Linked DNA regions of Mus musculus: region 2 is linked to region 1. The links are chromatin loops, found by intact Hi-C in ENCODE. Cell type or tissue: left cerebral cortex. All regions are shown on one strand.

Region 1 (8,000 bases):
GTTTTTGACCTCATGAATGGAGGACCACACCTTGGGTAGGGATTGTGTGAGACTTTCCATTCTAGGAATTTACAATATTTTGTAGATAAGACATACTCGTTTTAAAAGGATCAAAAATAAGATTTTTTTTTTTAAGTTCTGGAGAGATGGCTTAGTGCATATGAGCATTGGCTGTTCTTGAGAGGACCCAAGTTTGATTCCCAATATGTAAATGACAGCTCACAACTGTTAGCATTCTGTCTAAGCTTCACCCCACAGTTACTTGGCAACAGCCTGATTCACTATAAAAGGGGCTGCTTGTCCCTCCTAGCTCTTTGGTTCTCGCTTTCTCTTGCTCCTGTCTTGCTCTTTCTCTGCTTCCTTTCCTACCTCTCTCTCCATTCCCTCCCCTCTCCATGTGCTGATGGCCGACCGCTCTACTCCTCTACCCCTCTCTTTCTCTCTGTCTCTGTCTCTCTCTTCCTTTCTCTGCCTCTACTACCCTCTTGACTCCTCTCCCCATGTCCCAAATAACTCTATTCTATGCTATACCATTGTGTGGTTGGTCCCTTAGGGGGAAGGGATACCTCAGCATTGGCCCATCAAGGCACTCCTTTTCCCCCACACTTCATCACACCTCCATAGAACATATTTCCTCCTCTCTTTATCTTTTTATAGACACATCATATTGACTGTTTATAATTCCAGTCACAGAGTATTATTCAACACCTTCTTCTTGCCTCTGTAGACACTGTACCCGTGGTGCATGAACATACATATAAGCAAAACAGCAGTATACATAAAATAAAAATGCATTTTTATAAAGAAATTTTTAAATAGCAAAGTTCAACTGCCCCTCTCAAAAGTCTGCTTATGAAGGACCTGCTCCTAATAGATGGTAGGTGTTTGCATCTCCCATTGCAAAAGCACCACACAAGAGTGAACATGCATGCGCAACTACTCTAGTTGCTACGTACAGCATGTTCACATGTATCAGCTCCTGTGCTTGGGACATTTCTGTGCTGGTGCTTACAGACCTGCCTTGCTCTCTGGACTGCCCGCTTAGTTCTCGGGAAGCCTTTTTCCAGTAAAACCAAGGGGACTTTTCCATCTCAGCACAGTGGGATCTTCATGCAGGTGCAGTGCTCGCCTGCCAGCCAGGGAGACGTGGCCTTCCCTTTTAGTTTTGTACTTTCCACAGGTTTGCAAGAAACATTTGTTCTTGTAAGGTAGGACTCAGAGGGCATGCCAGCATTTGGGGAGATTGAAATGGGAGGTGCTTGCAGCCCCTACTTCCATTGTGAGTTTGGGAGGAGCTTAGGAGAGGTTCTTTTAGAGCCAGATATTGCTATAGCTTGAGCCTGGACTTCTCTGTGTGCCTAAGCTGTGGGGCTCATGGGTGTTGGGCCTTCAATGTTCTTTCTTGTTTTTGTTTTTTTGTTTCTTATTTTTGTTTTGTTTTTCTGCTCTTTCTCACTTGCTGCACAGCTTGCTGGAAGACAGTCACTAGTGGCTTCCTACAGGCTGTTTGTTCAAAGGCAGCATTCCTGAAATTCTGCAGATACCTGTTTTCTGAATGGCACAGATCCATTCTTTCTGAGGTTAATGAGGAACTAGTCTCAGTTCGGCAGGGATATTAAAAGTACCGTATCTGCTGATTGTACTACACTGAACAGGCTCAGGTAGGGATATTGTTTGAAAACTCCACTGTGCTGTGTGGCAGGCAAGCTGGACTTTGATGTGTAAGAGCTCCCTGATATATCGCTGGAGCTAAGCAGAGGGTGGTGTGACAGAGGTCTAGTAGAGATGGCTTGGCAGCTGGTGTACTCATTTCCTGTTTCTGGGAAGCACCTGATATCATACACTTGGTTAACTACCTGAGTTCTGGCCTTGGTTGACCACTGCTTCTCTAGAGAGCAGGGATCCTCATTGGTGAACATTTAAAGGATACATGTAAATATTTTTCTTACCCTTTGGAAGTCAATGCAATCTTGATGCTCAGAACTTATTTGAACCATGGTTCAAATCTGAGGCACTGTCTTGTTGCCCATCCTAGCTTGTGTTCAGAGGACTTCCTCTGCAGCCAGCTCCATTAGAGACAGAGTCTGCAAGGTCCCTGGTGAGAAGGCAGCATATGTAAATAGTTACTTGAATGGAGGGAGGCACTGGTTTCTTTGGGATCCGAAGTAAGGGAGACTATGTTAAGCTAGTGATTTAGTGTCTCCAATGTGCTAGCTTCTGAGGAGGTCCAGTGTGCCCACTTTATACTCTTGCCTTCACCTTTTCCTATATACATGATAGGGACTAGGTCAGACCTTGGTGGAGCTGAGGGCATCAGATACTTATCAGAGAGGGCTCCTATTATTTGCTGAGATATTTGACTCTTTTCTCTTAATTAGCAAGCCATTAGACAAAACATATGATAGAACTCTTGTTTGAGAAGGTTTTATTGGAGACTCCTTAAGGACTCAGAGCAGCAATGGAGGCTGAGCCAAGCTGCCCTTACTCGGGGAGGGGAGGGCTGGGCTAGCACATGAATGAGGAAAGCAAGAGTTGGGGTTCTTGGGCCTGGTATTTAGCTGGGATATGGAAGACTGTGCCACAAGTCCTTCTAGGAGCTGACATCAAGTGAGAATGTCGTGGTACCCTGAAATGTGTGTATTATCTCCTCCCTGTTTCTGGTTGGAGGAGCTGCTGGGATCTGACATTGCCATCATTCATGTAGACAAAAATGGGCCCTGAGCAGAGGGGTTTGGCAGACAGACATCTAGGCCACCTTGTCGACCTTATATATACATATCTGGGCTTAGCCACATGGAACAGGGTGTCCCCTCAGTGTAGGACAGAGAAACCCGTCATTTGTCTTTTAAAGTGCACTCATTTCCCTGGCTTCCCATTCTTCTACAGCTTACGGTTATTTCAGAAGTTTGACACCTTCCGGATTCTGGTTTGTGGCGGGGATGGCAGTGTTGGCTGGGTCCTCTCTGAAATCGATAGCCTCAACCTTCACAAACAGGTACTACAAACAGGTGTTGAGGGGCACCCCACTGTGATGGATGAATGGGAAAATCATGTAGGTTAAGGGAGCTGTAAAAACAACTTGGCATCAGGCTCCATGTGGGGGATGAGTATGGGGGCTGTAGTCCCCTAAGCGCCACCTCTTTCCTGGGAGGTGATGTACCTAATTGCTAGATGCCTCTGTCTTAAGAGGAGAGGAAGAATCTTCAACCTCTATAAAGTTTGAGTTGCAGTTCATTGAACCTAATTGCCTAGTTTTTAACACTAAAATAAAGATATATTATCCTGATTTCTTCCTGTGTTCATTGATTTTTTTACCCTCAGTCCTTCTTTTTGGCAATTAGCCGTTGTGCCTACTGTCATAGCCGTCACTCAGATTGTGTCAAAATGCAGCCTGCTAGTTGGTTACTGAACTGTTGAAATAGCAGTATGTGTGGATTTCCGTATTCTGCTCCAGGAACAGCTCAGAGTGGCAGTTTTCCATGGGATGTAGTGGGAGGACCTGAGTTAGCACTTTTCCCCTCATGCAGGAGCTCGAGGACTGTGACAACCTTGCAGAAATCCTGTTCACATTATGGAATCTTCTCTTTTGAGGAGCCCCTTATTTAAATTTTTAGTGCCAAATTGCACTTGTCAGGGATGCTCCAGTTCACATTCCAGGTGACATGGGACCTTGCCTTGCCTTGTCTTGCTCAGGTGTGTAAACAGAAAGTGTTCATTTTACAGTAACGTCAAGGGCAGCCTTATTGGAATGCTGTTTTAAACCAATCCCCTGCTCATGGTTTTTACGTCTGTCAGTAAAGATCAGCTTTTTTCCTGCCAGGCGGTGGTGGCGCGTGCTTTTAAGCCCAACGCTTAGGAGACAGAGAGGCAGGTGGATCTCTGTGAATTCCAAGTCAGCCTGGTCTACAGAGTTCCAGGATAGCCAGGGCTACACAGAGGAATACGGTCTTGAAATGACAACAACACAACAAAACAAAACAAACATATTTCCCTAGTTTTCTGGCTTATCATTTTTATTTTCTTTATGATTTTTTGTTGTTGTTGTTCTTTAGTTTTCAGTGATTTTGTGTTCATTGTCTAGTTTTACTCACCAATCATAATTTGTGTATTGTCTGGAGAAGAGACGGTCCAGGGTTTACTGATAGCCACACCATAACTCTAGGAAAAGCTTCAGCACCCCCCAGTGGTGGGACTATAGTTACAGTTTTGTTGATTGGCTTTTGAGCTGAATGTTTGTTTGGCTTGCAGAAATGCTATGAATGTGGTTCTGGTACTCAGTCAAGTTCTGTAAACACTTGTCTCCTATGGCTTCTTTGTGCTTCTTGGAGCTCTGTGTACTCTCTCCTGCACCCCTAGCTTCCCCAGCCCTCTATGGGGTAGTGTTTCTTCCCCTGGCCTCTAGTACATGCTATATGGTCAAACTTCATGGGTCCCACTCTCATCTTTCACACTTTTCCTATGGGGAAAGCTTGTGACTCACTGGAGTTTGATGCCATGCCAATTTGGGGGACACTCTGGGGTTTCTGGGTATTGTAATGTTGCAGGTTTCCAACCTTGCTTTTCACTCAGCTCCTACTTTGCCCGAAAGTCTTCATGCATTCAAGACCCAAGGAGAAGCCCCCAACTATTCCTGATATCTTCGTCTTCCTTTTTCCCTACTTCAAGCTAGTTGCTGGCTTGCCCACATGATCCCAGCCTTCTTGTATCTTCCTTAGTCTGGGCCATCCATAGGCTGCTGAGAGTAACCCTCCCTAGGACAGTTATAACCCTTGGTCCTCCCTGCTGACAGCAGACTTTACTAGACCCCATATTTGCCCCTTCCTTCTCTGTTCTGCCTTCTTCCCTTACTTTTGCCCTCTGTTAAGTCTAGGAGGAGATAGCAGGGCTAGGGGCAATTTAGGAAACCACTACCTTACAGGTAAATACAGGACACAGACTAGGTCTTGTATGTTCAGACAGCCTTAGCATGGCTTCTGATAGGACCTATAAGTTGGGGGGTGGGGGGGGGTGACTTTTAGTGGTGTGGCATCAATGAGTGAGATGTACAGTAGGGTAGAGAGATGTTTGAGGAGTTATAGATTGACTCTTTAGGTCTGAGTATTTCAGTGTCTTTGGGAAGGGAGGGGTTATAGAAACCAGCAAGGTTTGATTGCCAAGACATGTTGAATAAGTGAGGAAGGGCTGGGGATCCTGGTATCTGCTGGTGATCACAAAGCCCATCTGTCCCCTCTAGTGGGCTCTACTGAGAAGGTACAGGCCACATACTTCAAATCAGACTTCCTACACTTATTGTGGCTATTGATGGTGTCAACAGAGTGTGTACTGCATGAGAATGGTTCTTAGACTTGCTGTCTAAGGAATGTTTTCCTCACTGTTTTCCACCAGTGTCAGCTAGGTGTGCTGCCCCTGGGGACAGGGAACGACCTGGCCCGTGTTCTTGGCTGGGGCTCTGCCTGTGATGATGATACACAGCTTCCTCAGATCTTGGCAAAGCTGGAGAGGGCCAGCACTAAGATGCTGGACAGGTGAGTGGGGCAGCCAGGATGTGTGAATGGCAGCTGGACCAAGAAGCATTGGCCTCTGTGGCCAAGCTTCATACTCTAAGACTTGTGAGGACTAAGACTAGCCCTAGTCTCAAGAAAACCAGAAAACTCAAACAGTCAGAATACAACTAAGATAAAGGCACCAGACTATGACATTGGAGCAGTGAGGGGTTGGTTGGGGGATGGGGCCCTGCAGATCCCTGGGTGTTAGTGGGTATTCTGCAGCTGAGCTGACTTTGGGCCTGTGCAGGTGGAGTGTCATGGCATATGAGACCAAGCTCCCTCGGCAGGCCTCCTCCTCCACTGTCACTGAGGACTTCAGCGAGGACTCAGAGGTACCACCATTTGCTTGCTCTTTCTCTTGTAGTGCTGGGAATGGCACTTCAATTCTCACACTTGGCACTGAGCTGACCCCCAGTCCACCACCTGCTATTTAAGCCCCACATGTGATTGTCATGTACTCAGCTTTTTTACTACATCCTTGTCCCTTTTGTGGTTCTGAAGGAGTGCAGGAAGAGCCTTGGGCTGAGATTGAGGCTGAGCAGGCTCAACTCTAGGGCTTCATGACTGTTGGGAGGTGCTTTCCGATGCCTAACCCCTTGTGACATCTTATGCTCAGCACTTATGCAGTCTGCTGTTCTTCCTATACAGCCTCCTCCTGTCTGCTTCCGGAAGTCTCCATGCTCATCTGTCTCTCTCTGACATCTGTGCTGCCCTTGTAGTTAGCACACACCGCTTCAGCACCAGTTCCAGTCCTCTGTGCTGAGCAGTGGCCACTCCAGGGATTCAGTTCTGAGATCCTGATTTGTGTTTATGTCCTAACTGCTCCGCTGGGCACATGCAGTGTTGGTCCTGCTAGGTGACTGGTCTGACAAGCCCAAGGGGTCAAGGACAGTAGCAGTCAGCAAGCCAAGCCAAGCCTACTTTTTATGGCTTCACAGGTGGAGCGTGGCCTGTGCTTTTGTTTTGAGAATATTTGTGTGGAGCCTGAGAAAAGTACCCAGGAAAATGTCTGAGACTGGCACAGATAGTTTCTCTTTGACCTGTGAGAAGGTTTGCTTGCTATGGGGTGGACAGAGAACGGTGGAGCTGAGAGACAGAGTTCCTGGTCAGGGCAAAAGGAAGCTTCTGCACTGCCTGGCCACGAGCGAGCGCACTACTGAAGGTAGACTGGGGTTTACGCCAGGGCTTTCAGGCTTTCTCACTGTCCTGCCTGAAGAGCCATAGTCTGTCGGGGGCTCTGATAGGGATTGTTTAGTTCTGACTCATCATTTAGTCTGTCCACAGGTTGGTGACACTTTTGTCCTCGCTCCCTTAGCGGTGGACAGCCCTGATAGTGTTTAGAGATGGTCTGTTCTGTGAGAGGATGGACCAGAAGGGCCGAAGAAAACTCCCAAGTCAGACACTAATGGCGCTCACAGTAGACTGTGGGACTAACTGCCCCCTGTTTTGGTATGATTATAGGTGCAGCAAATTCTCTTCTATGAAGACTCAGTCGCAGCTCATCTTTCTAAAATCTTAACTTCGGACCAGCATTCTGTGGTGATCTCATCAGCCAAGTGAGTAGTGGGGCTCTGGGGACTCAGAGAGGCGGCACGCTGCTGCTCTGCAGGGTCCCAGCCAAGCTGCCTTCTGTCCTACAGAGTGCTCTGTGAGACAGTGAAGGACTTTGTGGCTCGAGTGGGCAAGGCCTATGAGAAGACGACAGAGAGCTCGCAGGAGTCAGAGGTCATGGCCAAGAAGGTAGGTTCCCAGGCACAGGGTAGGTGGAGCAGCTGGTGCAGAGGAGCTTGCTCTCATGCTGCTATTTCTTGAATCCAGTGCTCTGTCTTGAAAGAGAAACTGGACTCTCTCCTCAAGACCTTGGATGACGAGTCTCAGGCTTCATCCTCTCTGTCTAACCCACCTCCTACCATTGCTGAGGAGGCTGAGGATGGGGACGGATCAGGCAACATCTGTAGCTCTACTGGGGACCATTTGGTGGGCTCGGCATGCCCCTCCCGGCCACAGATCTTCCGGCCCCGGGAGCAGCTAATGCTGAGAGCCAACAGCCTGAAGAAAGCAATTCGCCAGATTATAGAGCACACAGAAAAAGGTAATGGGTCTCTGAGTCCCTAGGTGTCACTGGAGTTCCCAGATTCCCTGGATGTAGTTATAGACCCAAGGACTTCCCCACCTCCATCTTCATATGACAGTTCCCAAACCCTGTCGACCATTCACTCTCTCCTACCTACCCTCTCACTGCCCTAGGACCACACTTGACACGGTGCTCTCCCTCTCACTTTACCAACTCTGTTCCTGTCATTCTGAGCAGCTCCACCTCTGATTGCTTCAGACCCTGTGGTCACACCGTACCTGGTCACCGGTGTGACCATACCACACACTCTCCTGCTAGGGCCTCTAGTTACTCTCTTCACCTCCACAACTTCCTGTCTCAGAGTCCTTCTCTCCAGCCTG
Region 2 (8,000 bases), 120 kb before region 1:
ACTGGAGCTACTGAGGTGGCTCGGAGGCTAAGGATATTTGCACCCAAGCCTGACGACCTGAGTGCTGTCCCCAGAACCCTCGCGTTAAAAGACAACCATCTCCTGCAGCTTTGCCTTGCACCTCCACTTGCATGTTGCGGCACGTGTGCCTGCGCATGGGCACACGCGAAATAAATGCAATTTTCAAATGTTTTAAAGCATATCCACATAACTTTGCACAGATGTCAGGTTCGCCGATCCTAGAATTTATCCAAAGTAGGCAAAGGACACTGAGTTCTTTAGAAGTGTACTCACTGTTATGGAGACCGCGTTGGCATTGGGGTGTAGTGGGCAATACAGAACCTAAAGAAGCACGCGGGCGTATAGCAGCCATCAGTGGTGGAGGAAAAGAGGAAGTCGGATGCAGTCCTCCTGTCTCTAACCCTGCACTAAACATTTTTTCCAGGAGCTTCTCTTCACACATACACACACACACACACACAAAACAAAACAAAAAAAAAAAGGTCAGGCTGTTGTGTTGCCTTGTACAAATGAAAAGGAAATAGCAGGGAGATGGAGCATCTTTCTCAGCCAGGGCTCCTATCTGCATCTACCAAGATCCCACTACACAAACCTGGAGCATCAGCAGCATTGGGTGTGAGTGGTAAAGGACTCCGGTGCCCCTTGGGGGTAAGTATCCTTATGCTCATCATAGATAAATTTGCACAAGGGAGAAAGATTAACTTGGACCAATGGGGAGAAGTAGAAGAAAAGCCAATTTCATACCAATAGTCCTCCTGCAACCAAACTGTAATGGCACATGCCTGTAAGCCCATTTGGGAGGCTGAGGTCCAGAGTTAAAGACCAGTCAAGGCTGCAGAGTGAGACCAAAAATAAGTGTGTTATGAGTTAGTGATTTCCCAATCTTGAAAGCACTCAGTAAAGTGTTGAGAATAATGCACAAGAAATCCAAAGAAAAGCTGGAGTGTGGACTTGATTTTATTTGTAAGGTCTTGCTACTATGAGAGTTTGTGAATTATGTTTTCATAATATTAGCCAGTCCCACCCCAAACAGCCCTCTGTTCTATGGAGGATTAATTAAGAGATACAAGTAGGGATTGAAGTGATAATTTTCATTTTTCTCAGTATTGTATTTTATATTTGAGCCTTTTGCCTGCACGCATGTCTGTATACTGCTTGCATGCCTGATGCCTTCGGAGGCCAGAAAAGGGTATCACACCCCTGGAACTGGAGTTACATGCAGCTGTGAGCCCCTGTGTAGTCAGTGTGTACTGGGGATCTAACCCAGGTCCTCTGGAAGAGCAACCAGCATTCTTACTGCTGAGTCTCTAGCTTCAGCTGATGGCTTTTAAAAGCTCGTGTTCCCTGATAAGTCTTCAAAAATGGCAGCCTCTTCAGACTTCCTAATGTTTGCTCCATAAAGCTCTGCCGGAGGACATGCCATCTTTATTTGCAGTTGATATTTAGCACAGTACCTGCTTTCCTCCACCATGTGTCCCCTAAGATGACAAGGCCATAGCACCACCCCTCCCCCACAAGCCCTGACCTTAGTGTTTAAGGTTGAGACACAGGGCTTGGAGCTGCTGCTCCCTGTGGGTGACTCCAGAGAAAGGTCCCTTGTGATCAGGATGCCTGGAATGGAGGTTCAGGCCATTCAACTCCAAGAAGAAATCTAAGAGAAAGATGAAAGACTGTGTGTGTGTCTGGAGTTATAGGTGCCTGTGTATGTGTGTCTGTGTGTGTCTGTGTGTGTCTGTGTCTACCCAGTGTGGGTACTGGGAACTGAATTCAGGTCCTCTGATAGAGCAGCAAGTGTTCATCTTTGAGCCATCTCTTCAGCACCGCCCCCCACTTTTTCTTTTTCTCATATGTAGCCCACATTGTCCTTGAACTTAAGGTCCTCCCGCTTTAACCAGAATGCTGGGATTAATAACATGAGACATTGTGCCCAACTCTGAAATCACCTATTTTGCAAAGTAAGGACTTTTCACAGAGCACAGCTACTCTGTGCTTATTTTATAGAATGGATGTTTCTGTCCTTGTGCTCCTGAGCTATCTTCTGAAATGTTTAAGGGTTAAGCATTGCACACACACAGCAAGCGTTGCTGGTCTTGCCAACTGGGTGTAGGTTTATTGTGTGTCTTCCAACTGTTCCCTGGGCTCTGCAATTTCACCATGCAGTTATGTAATGCACAGCTACAGACTGGCAGATCTGCCCTTGCCCAGAGCTGGGAGGTCTGTGGAAGGCTTGATAGAAGCAAGTGTTAGATCTCACTAGACCTTATACTGATGGTGGGCAAGTCACATGGGTTCTGAAGGCTGTGTTGTAAAGGTGGGAAGAGTCACACCGAAATGCTGAGAGCCTCACAATCATGTCTGGTATCTGGAAGATATTTGGCTTTTAGAAACAAGAATGCCCTTCTGTCCCCTATTTCTCCATCAAGAAGAGGAGAATAAATCACCATAGACCAGAGGCTAAAAATGATGCTTCCACATGGAAGTATTTGGATTCCTAGTTCCCATACATGCATGCACACACAGTTAAGGCACTTCAGTGACTAAGATGTGCTTATCTGCACTCTTCTTGTAGCCTGGCACCCCTGAATCAATGAGAGGATGCAGGATTCCAGGAGCATATAGCTTGTAGGCAGGTCCAAGGCCTGTTGCCACAGGAGTCCTTTCAGCTGGAGGATTAGAGAGATCTGGCTCTTTTTTTTTCCTTCTCTTTTGAATTTGTGAATCTTTTTGCTTTTTATATTTTTGCCTTTAGTTGTTATCCTGTGTGTAGGTGATGTGTATGTGTGAGTGTGCACAGGTGACAGCTTGTGTGGGGAGGTCAGAGGACAGCTTGGTGCACTCGGCTCTCTCTGCTCACATTTCTATGTGGGTTCCAGGGACTGAACTCATGTCATTAGAATTTTGTGGCAAGTATCTACCACTGAACCCTATTGTTGGTCCTAGTGTTGGGGGTGCAGGGTTGGCGGGGTGGGGATGCCAGGGGAGGTTAATGTAGGCCAACCTGTGTAGGCCTAACTGGCTTTGAACTTGCAGAAATCCTCTGATTACAGGCATGCACCATCACACCTGTAATCATTATTTTTATATTTGAAGAAAAAATATTTTAGAGGTTTTTGGTTTGTTTTTTTTTTAATTTTGTGTATGTGAATGTTTTGCCTGAAAGTATGTATGTGTGTAACTGGTGCCTACAGAGGAGGAGGAGGAGCGGATCTCTTGGAACTGGAATTATAGATGGTTGTCAGCAACCTTGCAGGTTTTGGGACCCAAACCTGGCCCTCTGCAAGGCCCTCCAGTTCCTGTTTTTATATTTCAAATGGATAAGTTAGTCTCCTGGATTTATTTTTTTAAAGATTTATTTATTTTATGTATATGAGTACACTGTAGTTTTGAGTCTTCATGCGGTTGTTGGGAATTGAATTTAGGATCTCTGCTTGCTCTGGTCGGCCCTGCTCATTTTTAATTATAAATAAGTACACTGTAGCTATCTTCAGACACACCAGAAGAGGGCATCAGATCTCATTATAGGTGGTTGTGAGCCACCATGTGGTTGCTGGGATTTGAACTCAGGACCTTCAGAAGAGCAGTCGGTGCTCATACTCACTGAGTCATCTCTCCAGTCCGTCTCCTGGATTTATAATCCAGTTTTTGTTTCTTTTGTTTTTGAGACAGAGTCTCACTGTGTAGCTCTGGCTGGCCTGGAACTCACTATGTAGACCAGGCTACCTCCTGAGCACTGGAATTAAAAGTGTGTGTACTACCATGCCCAGCCTATAGCCTATTTTAATGCTTTATCTTTACTTTAGTTTTTAATTTTCTTTTTAAATTTTATTTTACATGTGTGACTGCTTTGTGTTCCTGCATGTGTATATGTGTACCATGTGTGCACATGGTGCTGGTGGGGGTCAGAAGAAAGTATCAGGTCCCCTGAGCTACAGGGGGTTGTGAGCCACCATGTGGATGCTGGGAATTAAGCCCAGGGCCTCTGCAAGAGCAGCCAGTGCTCTTAACTGCTGAGCCATCTCTCCAGCCCCTTATTTTGGTTTTTGGTACAGGGTCTCCTGCATGTACCAAAGCACTCATGTAGATAGAGATGGGAGCACAGCTTCCGGGAGTAGAGTCTCCCCTTCCATAATGGGAAGCAGGGGTTGAACTTGGGTCATTATTAGGTTTGCACAGCAAGCTCCTCTACCTGCTGAGGTCTTCCAGCCTCTATTCAGTAAATCTCATCTGAACCCTTTTCACATTTTTCCCAGTTTATCCAAAATAAACTGTGTTAATTTTGTGTTTATTCAGAACCCCACTTATCCGATTGAGCATCTCTTCTGGGGTCGCACATTACACAAGGATGTTGACTCCTTAGCACATCCTGTTTCTCGGCCAGAAGCAGGATCTAAAGACTTCCTGGATCCAAGCTAACCCTAGGCAATACCTCGAAGGCGGTTGGGACAGTGGTCCATATGTGTCACTTTCTACTAGAGGGACCTTGTCCCTGTATTACCTTATTCCTTGGTGGCTTAAGTAACAAATAAATAGTCCTAGAATTTGAAAATGTCAGTTTTACTATTATTCAGGTGTGATGATCAGGAGGCAACTGTACCAGAATGAGATTTGTCACTCATAGTTCCCCAGAAGAGGGGGCTTGCCGTGCCACACAGAACCACACTGGGAAACGCTAGGGTTTGCAGGGAGTGAGGGGAAACCATGGCAATGCTCTTTTTGCTGTTTCCATGGAAATGATAGGCAAGACAGACCATGGACAATCTGGGGAGTATGGGGGGGGGGTCTAGCTGTGATTATGGCAGACTAGGGCCTGGAGAATAACAGCCTTGATGAAAAGAGTTGGGGTCTGAGGGAAGCATGAGGTGTAAGCCTCTGCTACTAGCTCTCCAGAAGGGGAGGCAGGAGGATCATGGGTTTAAAGCCAGCCTGAGTTAGGTCAGAGACTCCAAAGGAGGAGAGCAATGGGGAATGTGGGCTTCGGGTCAGGAGCACTAGGATGCCAGGAGGAAGGTGATTGGGAATATAGGCTCTGGGCCGGGAGCACTGGGAAGCCAGGGTTTTTAATGTCTGTCTCTAGGAGAAGAGCAATCTCTGAAGGGCCCACAGTGTCCCAGCTGCAGAAACTAATCAGGTTTGATGGCACACACATATAATCCCAGTATGGGAAAGGGGTTTGGGGGGGATGCTAAAGCAGGAGAATTGCTACGAGCAGGTACAGGGTGGGGGACACACTAAACAAACCTAAAAAGCTAGGATAAATATAACTGCAGTTCATTGGATAACGTTTTCCTTTATCAGTCCTTTTACACTGAACTGGGATTTGTCCACTTAAAAAAAACCCTTTGGGGCTGGAGAGATGGCTCAGTGATCAGGAGCACTGGCTGCTCTTGTAGAGGATCTGGGTTTGATTTCCAGCACCCACATGGGGGTTCACAACTGTAACTCTGGTTCTAGGAGGTTCTGCGCCTCTGTAGGTACTACATATAAGTGGTACACAGACATGTTCTATGGCATACACATAAAATAAATATCTTTAAAAAGCCGACATTGTGGCTGGAGACGTGGCTTAGCGATTAGGAGCACTCACTATTCTTGGAAAGAACCTGGATTAGTTCTTAGCACCCACACAGAGGTCCACACACAACCATCTATCCCAGCTCCGGAGAGCTGGGCCCCCTTTCAGGCCTAGGCAAGCACCAGGCAAATTCATGATGCACATACATGCAGACAAAATGCTCATATACATAACCAATTTTAAAGTAAATCTTTTTAGAAAATGTTTTGCCAGGTGTGGTGTTGTACTTCTTTAATTCCAGCACCCAGGAGGCAGAAGCGAATGGACTCTGAGTAAAAGACCAGCCTGGTCTATGTAGGGAGTTCCAGGCTAGCCAGAGTGACATAGTGAGGCCTGACTCAAGAAAAAGAAAAGAAAAAGTTTTGACTCAAAGGCTAAGATGGAAGGATTTTGAGTTATAAGCTAACCAAAGGTATGTAAGCATGACTCTATCTCAAAGTAATGAATTCAAATAAGAAGTTTTCCCTTGGAAATTAAAAGCTTTGGCAATTTTAGGTAAAACTAAATAAAGGGGACACAGAAGAGAGCTTTTGGGGGACAGAGATTGAAATAGAATGAAGTACAGTGACAGATGTGTGGAAATACTATCATGAAATCCATCGCCATGGTAAACATGCTTCACTAAACCATCAGCTGTTACTGCTGCGGCCCAGAGACTTGACTTTCTAAGTGTGTGGGATCTCAAGTACTCTTGGTTTTATGGTTGGGAACGGAGAAGAAGAAGGAGGAAGAAGAGGAGCAGCAGCAGCAGCAACAGCAAAAGTGAAAACAAAACAACAACAACAACAACAACAACAAAAAACAGGTTTACTAAAAGCAAAGGAGAACAGCAGACCAAACGGTTGGTTGATGGGCAGAGTGGTGAGGAATAATAACCTGGCAGGCATTATTCAGACTGGATGGAAAGCCAGCAGATTTGGGGACAAATGCTAACACCCTCACTCCAGATATCACAATAAGCCTTTTGTTGCTACTGTTTTATTGCTAGAGTGATGCCCACTGTCAGTAGCTATAGCATCCCAATCATTCCGAGTGTGTTTGGGAGCGTGGCTTACTCCTCACTAAGTGAGGGCAACACAGAGTGGTGGATACTCTGCCTCACAGGCCCAGAGTCTAATAAGGAAACAGAACTGCTAGTAAGGATGAATGGCAATTGTGCCTCTGGCCTAGGCCTGTGCCTGGGGGGACTTCCCTGAGGCAATGACACTTGGTCAAACTTGGTAGAAGGTAGAAGGCTCACTTATGTTCCAAGATGTCTGTCTCCATGCAAGAGTGACAGGACCTCCCCCAGCAGGGGAATCATCAGGTCAGGGTTAAGAAAGTCTGTACTGGGTATAGAGAAGGGCCTGGGATGTAGAGATAGATGCCCATCGGGTGATGGAGTTATTACCGCCTGGGGAAGCCTAGCTGGCGTGTAGACCCATACTGAACGTGTAAAGACAAGGAAAGATACAGAGGGCCCAACAGAACTCTTGGTGTGTAGGGTGAAGGTAAGGGCCACGTGCAGCCCAGCCCTGGGCTGACCTTTCTCCTTGACCTTTTTCTTTATATAACACCCTAATGCTGCTGAGCTTAATCAGGCCTGTCAGTCGAACATACCCCTTCCTGATGATGGTGAAGAGCGAAAGGATAAGCCATCTATTTCCAGAACCTAAAGAGGTTTAGGATTAAAAAAAAAAAAAAAAAAACAAGAAACAAAAGCTTTCAATTAGCTATTCCTCTCTTTGCACCTTGCCCAGGCCAGCTGGATGGCTCGTGCATCTTTGGGACCCTCTGAGAAGATTGGAGCTCCCAGCTAATGCTAGAACTGCTGAAGTGGGCAATCTGCCATCTCGATAATCCAATCAGCTCCCTGCTCCTCAAATCTGATTTGGTTTTTAGACACTGAGACCTAACAGCTGGGCACAGATCCCTACAAATTCCCCCCCCGGGGCAGCCAGGGGCCTCACCCTTGCCCTGTGGGGTTATCTGATAGGATTGCACCAGGTCCCTCAGAGCGTGGGCTGGCTGCTCACTGTCGAAAAGCACAGGTACCCTCTCGTGACTTCTCTGGCCAGCTCAACTGGGTGGTGACAAATTACAAGGTAAGTGAGCAGCAAACCCAGGCATTCTCAGAAACCAGAGTGGACATGGGGTGGGAGTCTGGGGGTGGGACAACAAGGACAGACATGCGCTTCTGCATGTTTGCTGGGGTTCGCTACCTCTGACTGCCACAGGTTTTGCTTGGAAAGGAAACTTGGAGGGCATTTAGTCCCAAACCATGAGATGGCTTTGCCTATCTGCCAGTCTGAGAGGAAACAGATATGCTGAGTGGAAAGAAAGGCCTGCTTGGTGGAACTAGGGCTCTCATGTGCCTCTGACAGCTGCTTTTGGGGAGCAGTCATACGGCATATTTCAGGAATATTTT

The links. A loop is a pair of places that touch in the nucleus more often than their neighbours do. Peaks named below come from ENCODE experiments on the same cell type or tissue, not always from the same donor. Only the 100,000 strongest peaks of a DNase experiment are listed, where the experiment ranks them.
Region 2: a loop joins it to region 1, with 2.3 times the contacts of the local background. A loop is called at or near these places in 7 of 42 quality-filtered maps.

The regions. Positions count from the first base shown.
Region 1 is chr1:87,918,687-87,926,686 of GRCm38, forward strand. It overlaps Dgkd (diacylglycerol kinase, delta), which reads left to right. Exons shown (of 30, transcript NM_177646.3): 9 at 1-35; 10 at 2,887-2,995; 11 at 5,386-5,525; 12 at 5,794-5,878; 13 at 7,008-7,102; 14 at 7,187-7,286; 15 at 7,365-7,638. Among named protein-coding and RNA genes, the nearest start is that of Gm19582, 68 kb to the left of the region's middle. In left cerebral cortex, a CTCF peak has its summit at 4,191 (motif pointing left); DNase peaks (open chromatin) are centred at 3,504 and 4,183.
Region 2 is chr1:87,796,336-87,804,335 of GRCm38, forward strand. Sag (S-antigen, retina and pineal gland (arrestin)) reads left to right here and starts at 7,345. Exons shown (of 16, transcript NM_009118.2): 1 at 7,345-7,677. In left cerebral cortex, CTCF peaks have their summits at 1,354 and 3,537 (motif pointing right); a DNase peak (open chromatin) is centred at 2,169; H3K27ac peaks cover 1,068 bases.